3 separate regions of the Homo sapiens genome follow, and all the other regions are linked to region 1. Evidence: read pairs that join two places in POLR2A ChIA-PET (ENCODE). Cell type or tissue: CD4-positive, alpha-beta T cell. All regions are shown on one strand. Links, peaks and the distances in the headings refer to the core of each region. The heading gives the core; the rest is flanking DNA.

What was found. Peaks named below come from ENCODE experiments on the same cell type or tissue, not always from the same donor. Only the 100,000 strongest peaks of a DNase experiment are listed, where the experiment ranks them.
Region 2: POLR2A ChIA-PET joins it to region 1 with 21 read pairs; 5 of 35 experiments call an interaction of 5 or more read pairs at or near these places.
Region 3: POLR2A ChIA-PET joins it to region 1 with 40 read pairs; 16 of 35 experiments call an interaction of 5 or more read pairs at or near these places.

Annotation. Positions count from the first base shown.
Region 1 is chr4:334,215-341,395 of GRCh38, reverse strand. It overlaps ZNF141 (zinc finger protein 141), which reads right to left and starts at 3,582. Exons shown (of 4, transcript NM_003441.4): 1 at 3,410-3,582. The coding sequence starts at 3,412. RefSeq lists enhancers at 3,733-3,832, 2,877-3,837, 3,943-4,458 and silencers at 4,473-4,582, 4,813-4,872. In CD4-positive, alpha-beta T cell, for the core only: no CTCF peak of the experiment used is centred there; DNase peaks (open chromatin) are centred at 3,135, 3,725 and 4,935; H3K4me3 peaks cover 2,735 bases; H3K27ac peaks cover 1,503 bases.
Region 2 is chr4:49,188-56,368 of GRCh38, reverse strand. It overlaps ZNF595 (zinc finger protein 595), which reads right to left and starts at 3,048. Exons shown (of 4, transcript NM_182524.4): 1 at 2,878-3,048. The coding sequence starts at 2,880. It also overlaps the pseudogene LOC105374377. RefSeq lists enhancers at 1,305-2,245, 2,246-3,187. In CD4-positive, alpha-beta T cell, for the core only: no CTCF peak of the experiment used is centred there; no DNase peak of the experiment used is centred there; H3K4me3 peaks cover 226 bases.
Region 3 is chr4:471,201-478,381 of GRCh38, reverse strand. It overlaps ZNF721 (zinc finger protein 721), which reads left to right. Exons shown (of 3, transcript NM_133474.4): 2 at 5,681-5,807. The coding sequence starts at 5,774. It also overlaps the pseudogene ABCA11P and the pseudogene LOC100533735. Among named protein-coding and RNA genes, the nearest start is that of ZNF721, 24 kb to the left of the region's middle. RefSeq lists a silencer at 3,974-4,193 and an enhancer at 4,244-4,483. In CD4-positive, alpha-beta T cell, for the core only: no CTCF peak of the experiment used is centred there; DNase peaks (open chromatin) are centred at 4,161 and 4,681; H3K4me3 peaks cover 2,058 bases; H3K27ac peaks cover 1,054 bases.

The DNA.
Region 1 (7,181 bases), core at 662-5,661:
GCCATTCACATAATGGCATCAAAACTCACAAAACAGGCTGGGCACGGTGGCTCACGCCTGTAATCTCAGCACTTTGGGAGGCTGAGGCGGGTGGATCACAAGGTCAGGAGTTCAAGACCAGCCTGGCCAATATGGTGAAACCCCATCTCTACTACAAAATATAAAAAATCCGCCGGGCATGGTGGCGTGCGCCTGTAATCCCAGCTACTCGGAGGCAGGAGAATTGCTTGAACCTGGGAGGCGGAGGTTGCAGTGAGCCGAGATCGCACCACTGCACCCCAGCCTGGCGACAGAGCGAGATTCTGTCTCAAAAAAAAAAAAAAGAAAAATGTTTTTTTGACCTAAAAGGAAAAAGGTGGGGTAAACATAATATAAGAAGAGAGTTTATTTGGGCCAAAGCTTGAAGATTGCAACCCTGGACTATAAAGCTGCCCTGAATATACACTCCAATTAGAAGCAGTTACAAGTATATTTTTAAAGGCAAAAAGAAAGGCAGACGGAACTGATAGAAAGCTGTCAGAAATTCTTATTGGTTTATAGAAGTAACATTGGTTAGTGATTGGCTATGTACGTTGTTAAGCTATAAGGTGTGGGTTATAGTGTCCAGTATGGCATTATTAGGTTAATTTATATCCACTTGTGGCAATAGCAAACAACTTCAAAAGACAAACAGTTCAAAGAGGGGAACGGTAGGACTGTGGTCTCATTTTAACACATCACTTGGTCTCGTAATTAAAAGAACTTGTATTTCTCAAACAAAAGTTCTGTTCTTCTCTCAAATCCCAGGACATAAACTCAGAATTTGGAACTGCACATTTAAGACTTGGAGGGCTGGTAAGCACATTTGTGGGCATTTGGGCAAGGGGAGAAGGGAGAGAATGGAAGTTCTCAGGTTTAATCAATGCACATGTGTGAACCTCGCTGGATTTATGGGCCCCATGATTTCTGAATCAGTGTCAGATCTGAAGATCATTGGCACACTGAAAGAGGTGGAAAAACTGATCGCTATCCTAAAAAGTCATTTTTGTAGAAATCTAGTCAAACTGCTATAGAAGGGATTGTAGATCCCAAATAGAGAGATCATTTTGTTTGCAGCTTTGGGGAGCACTTTGCTGCACTTCGTGCACTTTGCTGCACAACTGTGGGTTGTGACTGGAATCCTGAGAAAGAAGGTTCTTCTCTAAAACGAAGCCTGGTGGGCACTTTGTGTATAACATCTAGTAATTCTTGACAGCGTGTGGAAAATATAACAGCAAAATCATCTACAATCCTAAAATACTGTCCAAAATAATAGAACAGCAAGAAAATGTGTTGTTAGAGAATTAAACAAAATGTGGTGTGCATTACAGGCAGTCTACTAAGAGACTGCCAAAACAAAGAAAGTCACCATAATTAGCTCTCAAGTAGAAGACTTGACAGTACCATGTATCATACATAGTTTATTACACTTTCACCTAGTAATTTGGGAGGTCATCCGGGTTTCCTAATTGGTAATATTCAAAGGGAAAATAAACTTCCCACAGCTTCAGGACAGGAGGTAGATTTGATATGTGAAGGCAGGTACCTGCTGAAGGCAGCCTCCTACTCTGCTACAGAAATTGCGGAATAGGTTATATATTCTTGCTATGCACATTTCAAAGCAATAGTTTCCATGTCCTAAAGACAATTTTGAGTCAAAAAAGACAAATCACCTAGTTAACAGATTAAAATGAGTTATATATATTTCAAAGAAGCAGAGAAAATATTTAAATATAAAAGTTTTCAAACTAAATGCTTTAAGGGAGAAGAGTAAAAATTCTTTCCTCATTCTAAAGAGAAAGCATTAAGCCTCTTCTGATTTGTATTTGGTCCTACAACAGGCAGGTCTAAAGGCATGGTCTTGAACTCACTAACGTTGAATTCTTGTAGCACATGAGGGATGCACTTGAGCAAACTGTGTGCACAGGAAAGAGGATTTGTGGGGAAGAAAAGAGCAGAAGAAAGGTGCTATCAAGAGCCTTGAGTGGGGGCAAGGCAGGATTGACGAAAGGACTGGTTTGTGCTACAAGTTCAGGCCCAGGCAGGGCTAAGCTCTAACTGATTCCTGAGCCCATAAAGGCAGAGGAGATTAGGATCAGGTGGTCCAAAAGCCTGGGTGGGTGAAGAAAACAGATTCCTGCTACAGATCTGGGGTTAAAATGAACCAGGAGTCTTCTGGGCACTGTGTGTGTTCTTGGGAGAAAAACCTAGGAGCAAAGCTGCCATGGGCACAATTCCTGAGGGTAGAACCCTGTCCTGGGACAAGTGTGGCCGTGCGAATGCCCAATGGGCGGGCTCAGGAGTGGGTTAGCATTGGGTGGGGGCTGGCAGCAGGGTGCAGGGAAGGGATGTTTCTCAGAACTCCTTTCCTCCAAGTTCTCAGCGCCCTCTCTCCCCGGGAGGAGACCTGGAGGAACAGAACAGTGCGCAGCAGGACAGTGCATGTGCAGAACCCGGCTGGTCTCCCGCGGACACCTGCGACTCCCTCCAGCCCAGGCTCAGCCATGTCTTTCTTCTGACAGGAAACGTGAGGAGTTTGCTCAACACCAGTCAATGCTCCGACCCCAACGGGCTGTCCAACAACTCACTAACGACACCACCCGGAGTCAGCACAGACCCCACAAGCTCAGCGCTCTTCCCGCAGCTGCCCCCCTGCAGACGCCAGTCCCTGCCTCTGGACACCCGTCTTCATTTCTGAACACCTGTCTACAAACCAGGGGCCCACACCCTCCTCAAGTTCAATAATATGACAGAACTACTCACAGAACTCAGCGAAGCGCTGTGCGCGCCCACACTAGCGTATTCTAAAAGATGCCACTCAGGAACAGCCACGCGGAGGAGGCGCACAGGGCAAGGAGACTGGTGGGCAAGTTGGAGCGGGCGGGTGATTTGCTTCGCTTCCTCACACACCTCACAAAAGCTTTTCCTTCAAGACCCGCTGGCAGCCCCCAAACCACGAGCCACGGCCGGCGCTGTCCCATTAATGAGTCCCCATTTGCTCACATGAACTCTGTTTTGATGGGGCCTCGATCTCATTCCGAACAGGGTAAAGCAGGGACGGGATCCCCAGACCACAGCTTCTCCCACAGCTCCTCCCACGCCGGCATCGCGCACGCCGCGCGGGCGGCTTCCAGATAAGCTACTCCTCACCCCACAGCCTGGGGAAGGTGCGGGGCTGCGGGCGCAGAGCTGCACAAGGAGGGCTGCAGGCTGGGCCAGAGCCGCTGTGCGGGGACCGACAGGAGCCCAGGTCCCTCACCGGAGGGTACTGAGGCCCCAGGGCTGAGCGGCGGCAGCGGGGACTCCGTTCGCAGACTCGGTCCCGCCGCCATTTCCCGCCAGCTCCGATGAGACCTCCTCAGCCTTGGGACGCCCTGCCCCGCACACTCACCATTTCCCCACTTCTGAAGTATTCGGGAGTCTTAGCTACCAATCATCCAATACCCGCAGGTCACAGAGCGACGGAGGCTGAGCTGTGGCCGAATCACCAAGGCCTCCCACAACTGAGAACGCAGAGAGATGAAGCCCCTAACCCGCGGTCTGGTAGTAGCCAGACGCAAAGACCCGCGCCACATCCCGGAAGCCACCGCCTCCTCTCTGGCTGCGTGCCTGATTGGGCAGTTTTCACTCCAGTGCGCTGATTGGATACGGCTCCAATCTCCCCGCCATCAGACCTTGAGTGACAGAAGTTGCAACCACATACTCCACGGAATGTGGCGAGAGTGACAGCCGGGGGGCCTCCAGGCAGTTTCAGGCGGGGCTTTCTCTTCGTGCTTGGCCTGGCACAGCCCAGGGGTCATTTTTTAACCTTGTGATGTGTAAGGTGACGTCCATTTAGAAATTATACACGCACGCACACACACAGACATATACGCGCGCGCGCACACACAGACGCGCGCACGTACGCAGTCTCACATAAACATACAAAAGTCACAGACACACACACACACACACGCACGCACCCACGCACGCACAGCCCATCCTTCCTCCAAGGCTCGCGAATCATCTCTCCACAAATCCTGCCTTCGGGGCCGCAGCCTGCAGGCCGACCTCAGTCCGTCCTCACAGAGCCTAGTTGGGTGCACAGCTCTCCCTGACGCGCGAGGAGCAGGTTCACGGGAGTCGGTCGCGCATCCCCAGCGCCCTGCGGGCCTCGCACCGGCTGTGGCGGTGACCCCGGTGAGGAGGGCTTTGGTGCGGGTCACCGTTGCTGAGGACACCCTCCTCCCCCGGAAGCGCGGTCCTGGGGGTCTGGGGGGCGGGTCCCTGACCGCTGTAAACAATAGGTCGGTGGTGTCCACGCAGCAGGCAGCAAATTCTCAGGAAGTGAGCGTCCCGTCTTTGGCTTCACCTTCGTGTCTGTAGAATGGGGGTGAGGGGACTCAGGACTCGGAGCGCTGTCGGGCGGGGCGAGGTGGGCTGAGAGTGTGTCTCCCTCCCCAAGCTCACCCGGAGCTGTGCGGGGCGGGACCGCCCCAGGACCCTCGGTTCCCAGGAGCTCCTGGGGGCCCCGCCGCCCCCACCCCAGGCCGCGCTGCGCAGCCCCAGTCCCCGCCGGCCCCACCGCGCGGTCGCTTTGAGGTCGGCCGGGGTCTGCCCGGCGATGGCGACGCTGCAGCCGCTGGAGCCGGGGCCACCGGGGATCTCGGCGGGACCTGGCGGCAGCGAGGACGCGGACCCTGGAGAGATGGGAGGGGCGCGCCCCGAGCCCGAGCCCCACCCGGACCCGGCTGCCGTCGGCCTAGCCAGGGCCGGGGCGGACACCGTCGAGGACGAAGCCGGGCCCGCGCCCCTGGGCGACCCGTTGAGCCGCGGAGCCCCGCGGGGTGGAGCCGGGCCAGGCCCATCCGCTCCGGGCGCGGGCAGCTGGCGTCGCGGGTGGGTCAGAACCCAGGACACGCCCAGGAGTCCGACCTCATGGCGCTGCAGGGCCTGGGGAGTGGGGGCTGGGGACAGCGCCAGGGCCAACCCGACGCCAGCACCCCCGGCAGACCCCAGGAGCCGCCTGTGAAGAGACTGGATAGGTGCATTAAGCGATCAGAAAAGTCACTGGCTGGCCCTGTTGATGAGCAGAACGCTTTCAGAGAAGTGTATGCTCACGCAGTGCTTGGACAGCATTCGCGTAGTTTGACACTTGTCTGCTTGGGCGGATAGATGCTCACACACATAAGTTTGTTTTGTAGTTATGCAGGATTGCACTGTGGCTAAGTACACAGACTCTGGGTGCACATCCCAGCTGCTCTGCTATTTCCAGCTGTGTGACCATGGGGAAGTTACTTGCCTGTGCTCAGTGTCCTCTGTAAAGTGAAGATAGCAGTACCTGCCTCATGGAGTCCCTTAAGTGAGTTAATAGTGTAACATGTTATGGCGTCATGCACACAGTCACCATCGGTAAATATAGTCTATTATGCCTGAACCCCAGAGGAGCACATGTCCTTGAAAAGTCTAAAATTCAGGACTCTAAAATCCAGACTGTGAGACCCTGGAATCCTCCAGCAGCATTCTAACGTCTCTTGGCAATTGTATGCTGCTTCCCAGGGCTGGAAGGTGTATTTGTATTAATACAGTGAAATAATACGGCCACTTGACCACCTAGTTCATCCCTATAGTAGGCAAATAAGGTGATGTCAAATCCTTGGCTGGGGCCCAGTCCTGGTAATCTTCCCTTCTCTCTTTCCTGCATACTCTCTCATTCAGATTCATACATGCCCTGCAGGACTGCTTAGCCTGCAGAGAAGGCAGGATGGTGAGGAGAGAAGGTGAGTGGGTGGGTGGGTGCAATTGTTCACTGAAGTGTGCTGCCTCTTGCCATCTGAACTTGTGGGCCCAGGCACTGGGTCTGGACCTGAGGGGGTCTTGTTCTCCCTTTAACTTTAAGCCTCAATTGGCAGCAATCGCAGAGCTTCGTCCCTCCCTGTGAGCCTGTCTGGGTGTTTATGCTGGATGACATGCACCCCCTCTGCCAGGAGTGCATAGTCTATGGCCTGGCCAGGCAGCCATTGCAGATGAGAAGAGTTTCAACGTCGACTTTATTGTGCTGCTGGGTTTTTTCTGCTGGCTCTTAGCACGTTTCTCATGAGCCATGATTAGCCTCAGGTCTATGGCACCTTCCGCAGCTATGTCATGGTGACTGGGGACATCATCTGAAGCATGTGCCACTGCTACCCCAAGGCAGGTGTTGGTGAGGCTGTGTGGGGATAGGAGGGTTGGAGACCATGTCTCTATCTCATGCATCAACTCTTCATCCTTCAATCATCTCCTCATTCTTATTTTGACTCTGTGTTTACTTCTTTCTGCCCTCCTGAGCATTCATCCATCTATGCATCATTTCATCCACCCTTTCAACCACCCATCCATTCATCTATTCGTCCATCACTTAGCAGAAGGATTGATCAGAAGCCCCCAGGATCTGGAGCCATGAAACAGACACCATGGAGGAGACACAGTGAAACACAACATATTACTTATGTGCTTAAACTAAAAGTCAGTGAGTGGTTTCCACCTGCCAGGCACTCCTGCATTTAGAGTGCAGTTCTGCCCTTATCCTGATCTTTTTGGAGCCTTCTGTAGTTCCATTTTATATCAGAAAAAGCTGAGGCTCAGCAAATGAGGTTCTATAACTGACTGGCCGAGTTTGGATTGGAGCTCAGATGTGTGAATGTAGGCATCATTCTTTTTCTTGAGTTTTCCACCCCAGGGCCCCAGAGCGGCTTAGCTTTCTGGGGTGGGTCAGGTCTAATCTTGGTGGAATGCATTGAGCAATTCTCTATCTTTTGGAGTCTTAATGTATTCTTAGCCCTAGGAGTGGTTTAGTGATGGGAAAGCACTGGTTTGAGAGTCCTGTGTTCTAATGCCAGTTGTGACCCAAACTTTGTGTGTGATGTTTGTCTTTCCGAGCCTCAGCTTTTTCATCTGCAAAATGGGACTTTAGCCTCTATTTTGCACAGCCAAACAGCATATAAAGATCAGAGAAGAGATGGGATATACAAATATTTTGTCAACTCTAGAATGTTGTTTGTAGTTGAAAGGCTGCCGGGTACTGATAACCTTGAGAAAAGAACATGTCAGCTCCCAAGTCAAGTCTCTTACTCTTTCATTTTTATTTTTAACTTTAGACACAAAAATGTTTCTTTTTTCTTGAACTACACACTTAAGAAGCTCCT
Region 2 (7,181 bases), core at 695-5,694, 290 kb after region 1:
AATGTGGCCCATGCCAAATGTTTGTGGGCATGTGGGCAAGGGGAGGTGGGAGGGAGCAGAATTTCTCAGGTTTAATCGATGCGTATGTGTGAATCTGGTTAGGTTTATGGGCCCCATATCTCTGAAATCAGTGTCAGAACGGAAGATGCCAGGAGCACTGAAGGCGGTGAAATAACTGACTGCTGTCCTGAAAAGTTATTTTTGTAGAAATTTAACTGCTCTAGAAAGGACTGTAGATGCCAAGAGAGAGACCATTCTGTTTGCAGATTTAGGAAATACTTTGCTGCACTTTGCCGCACAATTGCAGGTTGTGACTGGAATCCTGAGAAAGAATGTTTTCTCAAGTGAAGTCTGCTCGACATTTTGTGTATAACATCTGGTAATTCTGGACAGTGTGTGGAAAATATAACTAAAAGCAAAATCATCTGCAATCCTAAAAAAGTCTCCACAGTAACAGAACTGCAAGAAAATGTTTTGTTGTATAATTAAACCAAAATATGATGTGCATCACAAGCAATCTAAGAAAATGCAAACACAGAAAGTCACCATAATTAGTTCTCAAGTAGAAGCCTTGAAAGCACCATTTGTCATACACAATTTATTATAATTTCATCATGTAATTTGAGAGGTCATCTGGGTTTTCTAATTTTTTCTAATCATTAAAGAAAAAATAAACATCCACATCTTCGTGACAGGATGTAGATTTGCAATGTGGAGCTAGGTACCTGCTGAAGGCAGCCTCCTAGTCCCCTACAGAAACTGTGAAATAGGGTGTATATTCTTGCTATTTACATTTCAAAGCAATAGTTCCCAGGTCCCAGATGAAGACAATTTTGAGCCAAAAAAGACAAATGACCTATTTAACTGATAAAAATGATTTACATATATTTCAAAGAAGCAGAGAAAATATTTAAATATAAAAGTTCTCAAACTAAATGCTTTAAGAAAAAGGAGAAGAGCAAAAATTCTTCCCTCGTTCTAAAGAGAAAGCATTAAGCCTCTTCTAATTTGTGTTTGCTCCTACAACAGCCAGGCCAAAAGGCCTGGTTTCGAACTCACTAACGTCTGAATTCTCATAGGCACCTGAGGGATGGACTTGGGCACACCGTGTACACAGAAAAGAGAATTTGTGGGGAAGGAAAAAGCAGAAGAGAAAGGAGCTATCAACAGCCATGGGTGGGAGGCCGGGCGCGGTGGCTCACGCCTGTAATCCCAGCACTTTGGCAGGCCGAGGCGGGAGGGCTCAAGGTCAGGAGATCCAGACCATCCTGGCTAACACGGTGAAACCCCGTCTCTACTAAAAATACAAAAAAAAAAAAATTAGCCAGGCATGGTGGCGGGCGCCTGTAATCCCAGCTACTCGGGAGACTGAGTTAGGAGAATGGCGTGAACCTGGGAGGCGGAGCTTGCAGTAAGCCGAGATCACGCCACTGCACTCCAGCCTGGGCAACAGAGCAAGACGCCATCTCAAAAAAAAAAAGCCATGAGTGGGAGCAGGGCAGGACTGACTAAAGCACTGGTTTGTGCCACAGGTACAGGCCGAGGCAGGGCTACGCTCTGATTCCATGTCTACAAAGACAGAAGGGATTAGGATCAGGTGGTCCGGAAGCCTGGGTGGGTGAAGGAAGCAGGTTCCTGCTGTAGATCCGGTCTGCGGTTGAGATGAGCCAGGAGACTTCTGGGCACTGCGTGTGTTTTTGGCAGAAAACGCTAGGCGCAAAGCTGCCATGGGCACAATTCCTGAGGTGGAATCCTGTACTGGGAAGAGTGGGGCAATGCGAATGCCCGGTGGGCGTGCTCAGGAGTGGACTAGCATTGGGTGGGGGCTGGCAGCAGGGTGCAGGGAAGGGATGTTTCTCAGAACTCCTTTCCTCTTTGTTCTGGGTCCCCTCTCTCCCCGGAAGGAGACCTGGAGGAAAAGGACAGTGCCCAGCGGGACAGCACATATGCAGAACCCGGCCGCGCCTCCCGCAGACACCAGGCATCTTTCTCCAGCCCAGGCTCAGCCATGTCTTTCTTCTGACAGAAAACGTGCGGAGTTTCCTCAACACCAGTCAATGCTCCAACCCCAACGCGGTGTCCAGCAACTCACTAACGACACCACCCAGAGTCAGCGCAGACCCCACAAGCTCAGCGCTCTTCCCACAACTGCTCCCGCTGCAGACGCCAGTCCCTGCCTCTGGACACCCGTCTTCATTTCTGAACGCCTGTCTACAAACCAGGGGCGCCCACACCCTCAAGTTCAGCAATGTGGCAGAACTACTCACAGAACTGAGAAGCGCCGTGCGCACCGACACCAGCGTATTCTAAAAGATGTTACTCAGGAACAGCCACGCGGAGGAGGTGCACAGGGCAAAGGGACTGGTGGAATAGTTGGAGCGGGCGGGTGATTTGCTTCGCTTGCTCACACACCTCACAAAAGCCTTTCCTTCAAGACCCGCTGGCAGTCCCCAAACCAGGAGCCGCGGCCGACGCTGTCCCATTAATGAGACCCCGTTTGCTCACATGAACTTTGTTTCGATGGGGCCTCGATCTCATTCCGAACAGGGTAAAGTAGGGACCGGACCCCCGGACCACAGCTCCTCCCAGGCGGGCACCTCGCACGCGGGCGCCGGCGTCTTCCAGATGAGCTCCTCCTCACCCCGCGGCCCAGGGAAGGTGCGGGGCTGCGGGCGCAGAACTGCACAAGGAGGGCCGCAGGCTGGGCCAGAGCCGCCGTGCGGGGACCGACAGGAGCCCGGTCCGTCACCGGAGGGGACTGAGGGCTGAGAGGCGGCAGCGGGGACTCCGTTCGCAGACTCGGTCCCGCCGCCGCCATTTCCCGCCGGTTCCGATGAGGCCTCCCCAGCCTCCGGACGCCCTGCCCCGCACACTCACCATTTCCCGACTTCAGGGTATCCGGGAGTCTTAGCTACAAATTGTCCAATACCCTCAGGTCACAGAGCAACGGGAGGCAGAGGCTGTGGCTGAATCACCGAGGCCTCCCGGAGCCGAGAACGCAGAGAGCTGAAGCCCTAAACCAAGCCCTCGCAGGAGCCAGAGGAAAACGCCGCGCCAGATCCCGGAAGCCAACCCCTCCTCTCTGGCTGCGGGCCTGATTGGGCAGTTCTCATTCCGACACTCTGATTGGATATTACTCCAATCCCCGCCCTCGGGCCTTGAGTAACAGAATTTGCAACCATACACTCCACTGATGTGGCAAGAGTGACAGGCTGGGGCCTCCAGGCCCTTTCAGGCGGGGCTTTCTCTCCCGGCTTGGCCTGACGCAGCCCAGGGGTGTTTTTTTTAACCTTGTTGTGTGTAAGGTTATGTCCACTTGTAAAATACACTTACACACAGACGTGCACACACGCGCGCACACACACGCGCGCACACACACGCATGCACACATGCATGCACACACACTTTTTCACAAACGGAAGTGATATAATGACAATTATTTTAATATTTTAGATTTCATAACCCTTCTGGCCGCTAGTCTTTTGAGTAGGACACCTGAGATTTTAAGAGGGAAGCAATCCTTTAAAAAATAAAATATTAATTTGTGAATTTTGCGTTTTTATTAGCCACGTCAAAAATAATATTTAAAGAGTGAAGTTGTTTGTAATAATTTTTAACTCATTGTATCAAAATATTGTTTTAATATGTGATTGATATATAATTAGAAATAAAGTATATTTCTGATCTAATTCTTCTAAACTCACTGTGTATTTTATGTATTTCTGATCTAATTCTTCTAAACTCACTGTGTATTTTATGTTTGCAGCACATTTTACTTCAAACCAGTCACATTCCAGGTACCCAGTAGCTACATATGGCAGGTGGCTGCCACATTGAGCGCAGCCATGAGGGCTCTCTTCCCTTAGGGAAGTGAGGGCCTGAACACCTCTTTTCTGCTGGAAGTAAGGGACCAGCCTCTCTACCAACTTTTCTCCTCAGGCTCAAGGGTGGGTGGGACAGTGCCCCTAGAGAGAGCAGGGGCTGCAAGCTGAGAGTATCCACGTGAAGACCACGGTTTCCCAGTTGCTGTTTGGTGGAGGTGTGGTGGTCTCCTCGGTTCAGCCAGGTCGGGACTCTTGTGCCACGACCAAAAAGAATGAAGCACACGGATACCAGAGAGTGAGCAAGGCAGAGTAGGATTTATTAAGCAAAAGGAAAGCTCTCAGAAGCAAGAGGGGACCTGAAAGCAGGTTGCCAGAAATGAGGCTGAGGTCTGGGTCTTTTATGTGGCAAGAACAAGTATGTCTTCTGTGGGTTCTGCCCAAATGGGAGGGGTAAAGTTCCTCACTAAGGGTGTTGCATCTGCGCATGCCTGGGATTGGCCACAGTGACTCCATTTTGGTTATTACCCATGAGTGCCTAAGCGAAACTTACACGAGGAGAGCCAAAACCACAATGCTAATGTCATGTTAATGACCTTATAATGAGCTGGGTCAAGTTAAGGACATTTGGGTTGATTTATTGCGCCTGTGCTAAGTTGGGACAGTCCCTTTGGAGCAACATCCTGGCATAAGAGGAAGTTCTTAACCACATTTCTTCCTGCTAGCTACAGAGGTGGTGCAGGTGCGGTCCCACACGTGTTTTTCCTCTCCCCAGGCCCTCTCTCTATCTGCCTAACCAGCGTCCGACTGCCTCCTCTATCAAAGGTTCCTCTTCCTTTCAAATATCAGACAGCAAACAAAGAATGTTGGGGCCACACAAGCAGAGAACACCATGTCTTCAGATCTCTTCACAGCCTTGTCCTCCAGAGTTTAGAAGTGGAGGGAAAAGATTAAAGGCAATCTTCTTGTTTTGCTATTTGTCCTTGGACCTAATCTGGACCTAATTTGGACACACAGGCTGTAACTATGTGTTTTTCTCCTTTGGTGTGGGGCACTGTGAGTTTAAGCACCAATCACATGCATCCACATCTAACTGCACTTCTGTTCCCAGAACGAAGGCCGTGAGTGTGAGTTGTCCAGGTCCTTGGCAACAAAGAATTGAACAAAATGCACAAAGTAACAAAGGAACAAAACAGAGGGAGGAAGCATCAAAAGCGGAAATTTATTAAGGTAAGAAATAGGGTGGGTATGGGCTTGAGCAAGTGGCTCAAGGACCCAGTTACGAAGTTTTCTGGGTTTTTAGTACTCCTTTTGAGGTCCCTATCAGCTACCACTGATATGGATTAAGGATTTGGTCTGTGGCTAATTAAAGGCTTAGGAGAATTGGCACGCTATGCGGATGAAGGAATGCAGGTGCTTGGCCTGCAGCCACTCCAAGGCACTTTCCCTTTCTACCTGAGAAGTGGTAGAAAGGGGAGGGTTGTAGGGACAGTAGCCTTTGATCCTTTGCTATTCAGGTGTGGGGAGATGGGACTTTTTCTTTTGGTTTAGCTGTTGGAAGTTTGCCTTAATTGGCCTTAGGTTTCCTGCCTCCAGACCTTGGTGTTTTTTCTTTTAGGAAGTCAGCACAAATTGGCCTTAAGTTCTCTGCCTCCATACCCCATTCTCCTGCCTCCCTTCTGTACAAACCATTTGTTATACATAGTTCATCTTAAACTCACCTGGTAATTGGGGAGGCCTTCTGTGTATGCTGGTTGGTTATATGCAAAGAAAAAATAAACTTCCAACATCATGATAGGAGGCAGTTTTGCAACTTAGAGCCAGGTGCCTGTTGCAGGTAAGCCTACCTTACCTTCAGCTGTAAGTGGCTCTAAGTGGCTCTAAGTCACCCTCCATCTCGTACAGAAAGAGTGAGATAGGGTACTATCATCTTGGCTATTTATATTTCTTTTTTTTTCTTTTTTTGAGACAGAGTCTTGCTCTGTCGCCCAGGCTGGAGTGCAGTGGTGCGATCTTGGCTTACTGCAAGCTCTGCCTCCCGGGTTCACGCCATTCTCCTGACTCAGCCTCCCCAGTAGCTGGGACTACAGGTGCCCGCCACCACACCTGGCTAATTTTTTTGTATTTTTAGTAGAGACGGGATTTCACTGTGTTAGCCAGGATGGTCTCGATCTCCTGACCTTGTGATCTGCCCGCCTTGGCCTCCCAAAGTGCTGGGATTACAGGCATGAGCCACCGCGCCCGGCCGGCTATTTATATTTCAAAGCAATGGATCCCTACTCACTAAGCCCTGGGCTGCAGCAATTCTGCTTGCCCTCTCCTGGTGGCCTGTGTCCTCTCCCAAACCCTGCCATCTACCACTGAGGCACAGCCCACAGCTGGCAGCTCACATTTTACATTAGAGAGTGGGGTCCCCACATTTTACATTACAGAGCGGGGTCCCTGAGCTGCAGGAGGAGAGCCTGCAGGGCTCTTGGGTAGAATTGCACTTTTGCAATAAGGGAAACGGGAGCAATGTTTCAGCCTCAGTTTCTATTTATAATACTGACACAAAAAGAATATTGCTGGATACATAGCATGGATCTAGATAGAGCAGCTCCAGGAGTTCTCACGGTGACAGCCCCCCTCACTCACAGACACCATGTGATATTAATAGGGCTTAGACACAAAGCACTGAATTCCCAAAGCATTGAAGAGAAAGACAGCTCTCAGTCTGAGTAAAACCGTATTGAGAGAAGAAAAGAGGTTGAAAGAATCTTAAAGACAAATTCAGATTACATGTAACATTGGTCAAATTGACCAGAAAATATTCTTCCAAAGAAGTTCTTCTCTAAACACCAAAAGTGCACAGCTACTCTCAGCATGAGAAATACAAGTATTATGAGAAAGAGGGCTTATTCTGAGCAGAATTTCCATCTCTGCTGCTCTCCCATCTGCCGGCCGTTGGATTGGGAATCTATACTGGAACACACCTGACAACCTCCACCAGCACTTTTTGATGAAGAATTGGAATTCACTCTATTCACATAGTAGAATTATATCAGAGATTGCAAGATAGCTAACTGAAGAGCTACTATGATTCTTGGGTGGCCACATCACCTGCATTTATTTGTCCGGGAATAGTGGCATTCCTAATTTAGTAAAATAAAAGAATAGACTGTAAAATTATGCTGACCTATAATTATACCTATAGGATCAATTAATAAACATGTCAGGTTAATATCTACTGTAGCAATGTGGTAGTAAATTTTCTTTGGGTATTAAATATAAATGTGTACATATAAATAATTTTGGTATATTAGTCATAATGTATATATTTTAAAAATTATCTGTAAGCTTAATTACAATATTTTATAATAC
Region 3 (7,181 bases), core at 1,324-6,323, 140 kb before region 1:
ATCTTTACAACATGTAAAGAGAAATATGCAAAAAAAACAAAGTAACAGCGAGTATATACTTTCATTTATGTGAAATATTTTTAGTAGTCTACTCATAAAAACAGAAAGTAGAATGGTGTTTGTCAAGAGCTGAGGGAGGAGGAACACGTTACCAAGAAGTGCAAGGTCCTTAATTTTTGTCTTCTTGAGAGAAATAATTCAGCCAAGAGGCAATTTAATGAAACAAGCAGAGAGTTTATTAAAGGAAAATAAAGTACACTACAAGAGGAGTCGGCTGGTCCAGTTGAAAACTGCCCTGAGAGTTCCGTGTTGCAGTTTTTATTATCTTGCATTTTAAAAAAATTTCCACATCGGTCTTAAGTGTCTGCCTTTGTCTTTGTCTAGGTTCCTGCTTCTGTGGTAAATCTTTGCCTTTGTCCCCACTTAGTTTCTGCCCAGGTCTGTGAGATGCTTCCTTATTGTCAGCTGACATACATGCATGGGTTCCTGTGATCTATAGCAGTCCTATCTAATGGCAGCATTGCTTATTACTATCACCCCAGGAAGGTCATATAGCGGTCAAATCCATATTTATTGTGCCCGCATATCTCTTAGGGGTGTATCAGGGTGTTCTTTCTTTATAGGTATTTCCCCTCCTCTCTGCTCAAATTTAGCATGCATGTTTTGTTTGGTCTTTGGAGCATGAAATTTTCTTTCCCCAGGGGCTCTTTTTTCTGCTCATTTTAAACTATCGGCTTACTCTAACATTCCCTCCTCAATAGGTTGAGACTAAAAATCTTCGAGTCTAGGGGCACTGTGGGTCTTCTGTAACTACTTCCTGGTGATATGAGATAACTCATTAATGCGCCGGGCACGGTGGCTCATGCCTGTAATCCCAGCACTTTGGGAGGCCGAGGCAGGCGGATCACGAGGTCCGGGGATCAAGACCATCCTGGCTAACATGGTGAGACCCCGTCTCTACTAAAAATACAAAAAAATTAGCTGGGTGTGTTGGCTGGCGCCTGTAGTCCCAGCTACTTGGGAGGCTGAGGCAGGAGAATGGCATGAACCCAGGAGGCGGAGCTTGCAGTGAGCCCATACAGAGTGAGACGAGACTCTGTCTCCAAAAAAAAAAAAAAAAAAAAAAAGGAACTCACCAGTGTCTCATTCTCTTGCTCTTTGTCAGGGAAAGATACTTTCCATGTTTTCCCAGAAGGTTTGACTTGCAGTGTCAGAGGAAATGTGGAGGAAGATGGTTGTCCAGAAGGGAGGAAAATAGATCAATATTCCTGTTGCAGGACCACTTGTAGTCTGAGGTCAGAGAAGACAAACCTGGTTAGTAGATTTAGTGAACAAGGCCCAAAAAGGAGTGAGGAAAAACAAACAAGAAAAAGGCCAGAGATCCCAAGAAAATGAGATGCCATGAGAATTGGAACCAGGTGGCACCCTGGGAGAACTAGCTCTCAGTGGCGTGTTTAGGATGGCTTAGTTTATAAGATCTCTAACTTAATTCTGGACTTTCCCTAAGCTGTTAACCCAGAAACAGCATTTTTCTCCTAAAATAAGGCAAATTCCTTTGTGAGCTGCAGCCAGTGTGTCAAGACTTCTACAATTTTGGAGAACTACAACCATGAGAGAATCAAATTGCTGCTGTAACTTAGAGTTGGAGCAGTGGTTTCTATTTTGTGAGTCAGTTCCTGAGACAGGCTGTGGTAAGCTGAGGAGGCAATAATAATGCCAGCTATTTCTGTGGTGGCACTTGTGGTGCCAAGCTCATTGCGGAAAGAAATTAGATCAACTGCTCAGTCGATCTGGTGTGGGTAAATAAGTGTTAATTATTGTTAAATGGTGTGGTAAATAAGGGTAATAGCAGAGAAGCATCACCTGGGACAATGGAAACTTAAGGGGTGAGGTAAGCCAGAATGTTTGTTCTGGTCCAGTTTGCAGGGAGGCAGAGATAAGCCTGCATTTCCCAGAGGAAGTAAAGTTCTGCAGTTGAAAAACAAGAATGAATTCAGGAGGTAAGTTCAGATTCAAACATTGACCAGTGTCCTTGCTGGCTACCCAATATATGATATTCTGCCAATACAGTTGCTGCTATCAGGGGAGCCAGACATGGGTGATTAGTTTGAGTAGGACAATGGGTCCTATTTTCTTAGAAGACCATGTGTCTAGTAGTATCAAGGAGAAGGGTTTTCTGGAAGGAATGAAAGACTTGAAACTTATTGCATAATCCATACTGGCTTGGTCAATACCATGAGTTGGATTGACTGCAAGAAGGGTGACTGAAGCAGAATTCAGTGGTATCATTTTGGATGAATGGTCCAGGAGTTAAAATATTTAAAGGGCCCAGAGAATCTCATTTGGTATTGGGAATATTTCATGAAAGTAAAAAAAAGTTTGAGAAGTATCAATAATGGTGCTGTTTGTGTTGCATTGTGCTCAGTCAAATACACCCACATGGATTCTGGAATTTATGGTAGCATAGATGTATAGAGGAATCAGGTCAATAAGGGTAACGGGAGAACAAGGGGCTTAAAACGGTGGGGGTGGGCTTAAGAAAATCTTTAAAGGCTGCTTTAGCTTGTGTTAGAAATAGCACGTTAGTAGGGGGAAGCTTTGGTATAGTGAGGTCTCGGTGGTAGTTGAAGCTATATTGGGACTAAGAGGTTGGCCATTCTTGTACTATGACCAAGTAGGACATTCCTACCCTGAATGAAGAGGAATTCATGCATAGCTAACAGGTTGAGGCATAGGAAGAATTGGTAGACTTTAGTAGTTGTGGAGCTGCCTATAGAGTGCTAAAAAAAGGTTGTTGACAATTAGTGCATATGAAGGTGATTTTAGCCAGAAGTATGAGTAATGACCATAGAGCATTAGGTTGCATAGTTCCACAGAAAGTAGATTAGGACCAAAGTGAGATGCTTGCTGATTAAGAGATACTGTGAACACAATGAGTATTAGAGAGAGAGATCAATACTCAGATTATGACTTTGAGGTTTAAATCTAGGAGGGGCATAGCAAACACTTCCCTGTAGAGGGTGATGGTTTACAGTAAAAAAAAATATTAGTAAGTCTGCAAAGAGTATTATGACTTGTAATATAAAGGCCAAAATATTACTAACAATTGCTGATGAACTAAGGCAGTCAAAAGTAAAATAACTAAATAATTAGGCTAAAAAAATTCATATTAGATAAAGCTAGCTTTTTTTTTTTGAGACGGAGTCTGGCTCTGTCACCCAGCCTGGAGAGCAGTGACGCCATCTCAACTAACAAGAAGCTCCGTCTCCTGGGTTCACGCCATTCTCCTGCCTCAGCCTCCCGAGTAGCTGGGACTACAGGCGCCCCCCACCACGCCCGGCTAATTTTTGTATTTTGAATAGAGACGGGGTTTCACCGTGTTAGCCAGGATGGTCTCGATCTCCGGACCTCGTGATCCACCCGCCCCGGCCTCCCAAAGTGCTAGGATTACAGGCGTGAGCCACTGCGCCCGGCCAACATTTTATTCATTTATTTGTTTATTTTTTGAGACGGAGTCTCACTCTGTCGCCCAGGCTGGAGTGCAGTGGCGCGATCTCAGCTCACTGCAACCTCCACCCCCCAGGTTCAAGCGATTCTCCTGTCTCAGCTTCATGAGTAGCTGGGATTACAGGCGCCCACCACCATGCCTGGCTAATTTTTATATTTTTTAGTAGAGACGGGGTTTCACCATCTTGGCCAGGCTGGTCTTGAACTCCTCACCCCGTGATCCCCCCACCTCGGCCTCCCAAAGCTTTGGGATTACTGGCGTGAGCAACCGTGCTCAGCCTAACATTTTATTTTTTAGAGGTTTGCTTTCCTCTTCAAATCTCAGGTGTCCTACTCAAAACACCACAGGCCAGAAAGGTTATGAAATGTAAAATATTAAAATAATTGTCACTATATTGTTTCCATTTGTGAACAAGTGTGTCTGTGTGTGTGCGCGCGCGCGTGCACAATTTATAAATTGACGTAACGTTACACACCAGAAGGTTAAAATGAACCCTGTGCAGAGCCAAGCCTAGCACAGAGATTAAGCGCCGCCTGAAAGTGCCTGGAGGTACTAGTCTGTCACTCTTGCCTCATTCAGTGCATTGTATGGTCACAATTTCTGTCATTCAAAGCCTGAGGGCGTGAAGCCTGGACCCATATCCAATCAGAGCGCTTGACTGAGAACTGCCCAATCAGGCGCGCAGTCTGAGAGGAGGGGGCGGCATCCGGGATCTTCGGCGGCCTTGGCCTGTTGCTTCAGCCTGAGCTCGGTTAGGGCCTCACTTCCCTGCTTCCACACCTCAGGGAGGCCTCGGTGATTTTGCCAGAGCCTCAGCCTCCATCGCTCTGTAACCTGCGGGTATTGGATGATTCGTAGCTAAGACTTCGCGACACCCTTGAAGCTGAGAAATGGTGAGTGTGCGGGGCAGGGCGTCCCAAGGCTGGGGAGGCCTCATCAGAACCGGCGGCAAATGGCGGCGGCGGGACTGAGTCTGCGAACGGAGTCCCCGCTGCCGCCGCTTAGCCCTCGGTCCTCAGTCCCCTCCGGTGAGGGACCCGCGCTCCTGTCGGGGTCCCCGCAAGGCTGCTCTGGCCCAGCCTGCAGCCCTCCTTGTGCAGCTCTGCGCCGCAACCCTGCACCTTCCCCGGGCTGTGGGGTGAGGAGAAGCTCATCGGGAAGACGCCAGGTGCGGCGTGCGCAGGTACCGCGTAGGAGGAGCTGTGGTCCAGGGGTCCTGTCCCTACTTTACGGAATGAGATCGAGGCCCCATCAAAACATAGAGTTCATGTGAGCAAACGGGGACTCATTAATGGGGCAGCGCCGGCTGTGGCTCGTGGCTTGGGGGCTGCCAGCGGGTCTTGAAAAAAAAGACTTTTGTGAGGTGTGTGAGGAAGTGAAGCGAATCACCAGCCCGCCCCAACTTTCCCACCAGTCCCCTTGCCCTGTGCGCCTCCTCCGCGTGGCTGCTCCCGAGTGGCATCAGGATGATGATTGGTGGTCTTGTCTTGGGATGAAAAGCGTTTGTGTTGGGGTAAGGGACTCTGTGTGCTGTGTCTGCTTTCTCTAGCCGAGTAGTACTATAATGGGTCCAGGTGGAGGAGCATCACCGTTAACAGGAGACTTGATAAAAGACGCTAACTCATGGACTCTTTTCAAACCTGCAAAATTTTGGTACAGTGAGGCCTTTAACATCAAATAATTGATATGCGCATTGAAGCTTGAGAGACAGTGCTTAGCTAAGTGACTCTCAGCCCAGTCTTCCCGTAGTGAAGTGAAATCATCACCTGTGCCCTCCCCTCACATCCTGTCTATTGTTCTGGGTGGAAACATTTCTGTTTTTTAAATTAAGTTCCTCGCATATTATAGCAAGGCCAAGGTCAAGCATGAGGACTTCCAGATATTTTCATGAGAGGTGAGTTCAACCTGTTTTCCAGGAGGTCACAGGGCCTACTCTGCTTGGTTTTGGTAGGGGCAGGTCAGTGTAGCCCATTATTTTTATTGCAGGAACAGAAACTGTTGGAATGCCTTCCTTTTTCCGCAGAGCTATAGAATACTTTAGAGAACATTACTGTGTTGAAAGTTGTTTTATCAGATAATCCCAGTCAGTCACATGTCAGAACTGGTTCTCTTAACACATTTCACCTGTAGTCAAATTAAGAACTCTGTCACTTGATACATATGTATTTTCAGGAACCCTTAACATTCAGGGATGTGGCCATAGAATTCTCTCCAGAAGAGTGGAAATGCCTGGACCCTGCCCAGCAGAATTTGTATAGAGATGTGATGTTGGAGAACTACAGAAACCTGGTCTCCCTAGGTGAGGATAACTTTAATGCATAATTCCTAATACTCCCTCTGAGTTTTATTTTCTATTTTTGTAGAATGTCTTTTGAGATATATCTATATAAAAATGTGTGTCTCACACACACAGCTATGTAAGTTATATATGTGTATAGTAAATTCTTAACATTGTTGATAGATTCTCAGAAACTGTAAGTGAAGCAACATATCATTTAGGAAAATGAATTTTAGGGCTGGGTGCAGTGGCTCACGCCTGTAATCCCAGCACTTTGGGAGGCTGAGGTGGGCAGATCAGGAGGTCAGGAGTTTGAGACCAGCCTTGCCAACATGGCAAAACCCTGTCTCTACTAAAAATACAAAAAACTAGCTGGGCATGGTGGCAGGTGCCTGTAATCCAGCTACTTGGGAGGCTTAGGCGGAGAATCACTTGAACCTGGGAGGCAGAGGTTGCAGTGAGCCGAGATTGCGCCATTGAACTCCTGTCTGGGAGACAAGAGCAAAACTCCGTCTCAAAAAAACCAAAAAACAAAAAATAATAATTTTAGCAAAGTTTAATTGATACAAACGAGTTATGTTTGGTATATAGCAACATTGCTTCATATAAAGTTGCAGTTTTCAAGAACCTGTTTTGAACATTAAGTGAGGACTTACTCTTCATCTGTGTTTGTGTGACATGGATTTTTCTGTTAAATAAAAATTGTTTAACTATATTTAATGTGTACAATGTAATGATTTGATATGCATATATTTTGTAATATATGCATATATTTTATTGTAAAGTAAAATATAATCAAGTTGATCAACATATCTATTACCTCATATAGATCATGATTTTTTTGGTAATAAGAACACTTAAGGCCTAGTGTCCTAGCAAATTGTAAGCATACATTACAGTATTATTAATTATAAATGGAATACTGTTTTGCTAATCTAATGCTAATGTACATTAGCATTAGGTTTCTCCTTAGGTTTCTCCTTATTCAACTTATTCAACTTATAACTAAAAATTTATACTCTTTGAACATCTCATATTCCCACCCTTAGGCACTAACAATCGCCATTCTACTTTCTGCTTTTATGAGTTTACATTTTTAGATTTACCCGTCTATGTAAAAAGAAGCAGTTTCTTTGTCTGTCTGTGTTTGGCTAATTTCATTTAGCATCATGTCCTCCAAGTCTATCCATGTTGTAAAAGACTAGATTTTCTTTTCTCTTATGGCTGAATAATATTCTACTGTGTATATATACACTCTATATTTTGGCTATTGTAAAAATACTACAATGAACATGGGGCTGAAGATATTTCTTCAAGGTGTTAATTTAATTTCCTTTGGTAGTATGACCAGAAGTGGTATTGCTGGATTATATGATATGTCCATTTTTATTTTTT